Regions from separate parts of the Mus musculus genome. Here region 1 is linked to region 2. A link is a loop called in an ENCODE intact Hi-C map of the cell type or tissue named here. Cell type or tissue: left cerebral cortex. All regions are shown on one strand.

Evidence for each region. Peaks named below come from ENCODE experiments on the same cell type or tissue, not always from the same donor. Only the 100,000 strongest peaks of a DNase experiment are listed, where the experiment ranks them.
Region 1: it touches region 2 in a loop (2.1-fold over the local background); 1 of 42 quality-filtered maps calls a loop at or near these places.

Annotation. Positions count from the first base shown.
Region 1 is chr8:40,118,914-40,121,413 of GRCm38, reverse strand. No RefSeq gene overlaps it. Among named protein-coding and RNA genes, the nearest start is that of Fgf20, 170 kb to the left of the region's middle. In left cerebral cortex, no CTCF peak of the experiment used is centred here; a DNase peak (open chromatin) is centred at 1,470.
Region 2 is chr8:39,600,274-39,602,773 of GRCm38, reverse strand. All of the region lies in intron 8 of Msr1 (macrophage scavenger receptor 1), which reads left to right. Among named protein-coding and RNA genes, the nearest start is that of Msr1, 41 kb to the left of the region's middle. In left cerebral cortex, no CTCF peak of the experiment used is centred here; a DNase peak (open chromatin) is centred at 985.

The sequences.
Region 1 (2,500 bases), 520 kb before region 2:
ACCATATTGCCAAAGAACGGCCATGATGCAAAGGGTGATGATGGCAGACATGTACTTAGTACACATCAGAACAGCATGTATATGAGCCATGAAGGGATCTGTTTTTAGAGTCAGACCTATGACTTCATTTTCTTTCTTTTAGTTGCTTCCTATGAATCCCTTAACTATAACAGAGGAACTGTGAAGATAAACAAACAAACAAACAAACAAACCCCCAAACCCCACATTTCCTTCTTAGGATGTGAGAAAAGGGCTATATTAGGCCTTTCAGTTTCCTTGACATTTATTATGATCCTGTTATTTCTCCTGAGGGCTTCCTAGACACACAAGAGAGCAATAATCAAAATTTCCAATCAACGACAACACGGACACACTCAAGCTCAAGTAGTTAACCTGTATTACCCAACGATATGCACAGACAGAAATCAACCTGTGATCCACCCTGCTCTGCCTGGGTAGATGGTTGTCTGTTGATTCATTTGTTCATTCAAGTGTTACAGAGTGCTTATCATATGCTAGACAGCTGAGTAGGGATTCAGGCAGTCAAGGATCTCTTTATTTTGTAGACATTTTAGCAGGATTTGAGAGACAACAAGCAAGTAAATGCACAGTTGATCAATAAAGTACTCTATCTTGAGTAAAATTATGAAGAAAAGAAGTGCTGTGATAGTGAATGAAGGGTGATTGAGTTCAATGGGACTGAATCCTTAGGAAGTTTCGATTACTTAGCTAATACTGATTTGATGTGTAGAGGATACTGTGGTCTACTGTATCTTTCACCAAGGCTCCCTTTCCTGACTTCCTGACTAGCTTCAGTTTCTGTGATACTATAGTATCTTTTCATCAAGACTGCTGTGTCAGGTGAGATGATAGATGATACATTGAAAACTCTTTGTGAAGTTCCATTCAAAAGAATCTATTGCATACTATATAGCAGGAAAGCATCAATGAGGACAGGCAGACAGGCAGACATACAGACATACACATGTGTACAATTTAGTCTGTTCTAATGCATGTTATAATGGTTAGGATTCCTTTTTTAAACTTGTTTTTATAAAAGGGGGAAACTTATACAATGGAATTTGTACAGCGAAACTTGTTTTTTCTTACATTGTATTAATGTAGGTTTTTAAATACTTGGAAATCCTGCATTATATTTACTTAGCACTCATTTCCCTGTACACTTCTAAACTTATACAAAGGCTTTATTGTTTGTCTTGGTTGGTCACTAAGTGGGATGCAGCTTCTAGTTTGACTTGATCATTTGTTGGCTTGTAGCCTCTGGTTTATTTTAAAGTTCTACTTCCCAGAAAAGAAGTGTCTATTTCTGAAGTTATTTACTATACTATGTGTGAGTTATATCCTATATGCCTTATGGTTCAATCCACTTCTGTGACACAGCTAGACAAGTCTATTCACATTTTCCACTCTTTAATGTATTTCAGCAGACTAAGGAATATTGGCTGAGGATACAGAAGCATACATCTTATGAGAAAATGGGTCGGCTTACCATCTCTTACTTTGAGATGGGAGCACTGCCAAATACATTCACAGCAATAAAATTATTCCCTAACTTACAGTGATGAATGGGGAAAAGGTGCCTCTTTACTGCAGCTAAATTTTACAGAGGACAGAACAAATAGGAGAGAAGAAATGAAAGTTGCTTGTAGTTTCTTCCTGACCCCTGTAGAAGTTTGAGTAACGTGTCACTAAATATTGTTTTTGCTTAGCTTATCTAGGACAGAAAGTGCATATACGTTGTTTTTTTCAAACCCAGGTAGAAAAACAGTCTAGTGTTATCACCACCCTGCAAATCATACACGAGCAAATAACAGCCCTGAAATGTCAAGACTTTGGGCAAAAAATAGAATTTCTTTTAAACACTTACTGAGTAATTGGAGCTATTTTTTTTTAAATCATGACAATGACTTTAGGACTCAAAAATTAACACAATACTTTAGAATTTAGTTGGAAAGTGTAAGAGACGGAAACTAAAGGATATCAAATGCAGTAACTAAAACAGGAAAAGGTGAAATATGACCAGGAAATATCACTCAAATCTCATGATTTCCTTACAGTTTAAGCAAAGCAAGTTAAGAACTGTTGTCAAAGCCTCTCTAATCATCTCTTTTAAGAAATCGGTGGTACTCATAGGTAAGGCACCATGAGCCTTGGAGGAAGGACCCTTTTTAGAGATGACTGTGAGCAGGCATTCTCAGAGGAAGATGGAGAGGCTACATCCCATGTTGACAGGGCAAGTTGGAGCCAGACAACAAAGAGCATCAGTTGAAAAGGGCCAGGCACAAAAGGCCTAAGTAGGGAAGGGATGAACCAAAGATAACTCCAGCAGGAATGTTTAACTTCAGGCAATAGTACCTTGTCAGAGAAGCAAAGCTCTCTTTTACTAATATCCCAAGAGAGGAGGTTCTATGAATACCCTTTGCCTTTCAGCTGGATAGAGGCAAGGTTTCGAAGAGAAACATCTGGGCTGCGGAGGGAT
Region 2 (2,500 bases):
ACTTTAGTTTCTCTAGATGCTTTTATGCACTATTCCTTTGCACTTAGTGTGTCTTCTTTTTCTAAATTTGAGTGTGCTTTTTCCACAGTAGCACTAGTTATGAGCTAGCAAACATGGTCCAGTATACCTAAGCAGGAGCAACTCTCAGTAAATTAAACAAATGCTACCAACTTATAACAGTTGTGTTTTTGGATATCACTTCCAGGGATGCCCTGAATTGTTAATAAAACTATACAGCATTCTCATGACACAATAAATATAGCCTTAATAATTTTATTGTTATGTCTTGTAAATAGGGATTTGAATCAGCAACTGATACATACTTAGCTTGTCCTGTTCAATTCCTCTTCCCACTGACTATCAGAGCCTGAACTCTACCAGGTCCAATCAGAAGAGGGGAAAGTCAATATAATTCTATTCAGGATTTGTGCTAACAAATTTAAAATTTATACAGTATGAACAGGGGTTTGGAGAGAGAAAGGAAACCCAAAATGCCATGTCACATCCTTTCCTAACCTGTGAGCAAACGAGGATTTCCCGACATCCCATCCCTAGTTATGAGCCACTTCCTTCTGTGCTACAATGAGGAATTCTGCTTTATAGGAACACAGTATCACATACTTATTCACATTAAAGCACCTTATAAGTGTAGGCTCACAACCTATTATTTGGTTTCCTCAACCTTCATTGTCTGGAAGCATGCAACTGTTAGGAACTGAGTCTTAAGATCAGTTCCCTAGAAAAACAGCTCGACTACACAGGATGTGTCCAAGACATCTATGCACACTTGCATTAGAGCTTAAGCTAATTACCCTTAATCATTGCCTAGGGCACTCTTATTTTATTCCTCCCACAAATCCTCATGCCCTGAACAATACACTTCAGAGTAAAATATGTGAATTCCAGAAATATTGCAAAGCAGTTTAAATGTCTCTAATGTGAATTGTGCAGCAAAATGGCTCTATCTCCTAGTGATATTTTGTGGGAGTCAGAAGTTTCACTTCCACTGGAATAGTGTCAAGTGTGACTAAACATAATTTTCAGTTTTCTATGCACAATATTTTCATAAAACCCCATATGGTTTACAGCATGACTCATTAGACTCTAGTAAAATAGTCAAATGTTCTTTTATAAAGTGCTAAGTGAAACTCTCTCATGTGATATTAACATTTATTTTTTAATATTAATTTTTAAATTATTTTAGTAGTTCTTTGAGATTTTCTTATGATGTCTTTGGATCATATTTATTCTCCTCTCAACTTTTTCCAGATTGACTCCTGCTTCCGTACCCAACCCAACTTTGTGTCTCAATAAATAAATCAAGACCAATTTGTGTTACCCACATATTTGTGGATGTGACTACTGGTGCATGGTCAACTTACCAGGAGAAATTGATTTTCTCTCTCTCAGCAGCTATCAATTGTCTGCAACTTCTTGGCTTGGAATGGGGCATCTCACCAAATTCTTTCTCTTTGTGGCATGATTAGGCCGGGCTTGAGCATGAACCAGTATTGTGCATGCTGTTACAACTTCTGTGACTTGCATGCAGAAATGGAGGGATCTGGGATCATTGTGGGAGAAGAGATCATCTACCACCATGCACTTTTTACACCTCTCCTTCCACAATGATCCCTGACCCCTCCATTTCAGATAACCACACTGTCACCTATGGGAATACAATCTGTGCATCCAAAGAACATGGGTGTTCTGATCACAAGAAGTAAACCGTTGAATCATGGTTATTAATATCTACTGAGGAATCTAATAGATCCTTAGTGAATATTTTGAAAATTTAAAATCAGACATTTTTTTTTTAGGTGGCAGCAAGCCTGAGCCCTTGTACAGTTAGGCAAATGTTGTGACACTGAGTTGCACTGTCTACTAGCTTTCTCATTGTTCTGACAAATGCACGTTATAGAAGGGCTTGCTTTGACCCACAGTTTGAAGGTGTCTTATACAATAGCAGGGAAGTTACGGGGAGTTTTGAGCCTGAGATATCTGGCCCTGTTTTCTCTATGGTTAGGAAGCACAGGGAGAACCATATTGGTTCTCAGCTTCTTTTCTCCTTTGTAGTCATTCCTGGAAACCCAGAACAGGTGGAGGTGCCTCCCACAGTTATGGTTGATCTCCTTACCTTATTTAATGTACTCTGGAGTCCTCCAGACAGACATTCCCAAAGGTTAGACTCCCAAGTAATTCTACTTTCTGTCAAATTGACAATGTTAGCCATCATTTCAAACCCTTAAATAAGAAATTTGTTTGTTTGTTTGTTTATGGCATTAGTCTCACTACATATCTCAGTCTGGCCTCAAAATTGTGATCCTCCTATCTTGGCTTCGTAAGTCCTGGGATTACAGGCATGCCCTGCTATGGCAAGCTAAAAAGATGATCTTTTTGAACATTTTCTATATGTCAAATCATAACCTAGCAGGTCTCGTTAACCAACCTTTATCTCCCATTTAAATCTAAAGAAAATCCTGCTTTTTCAAGTTTCTGTACA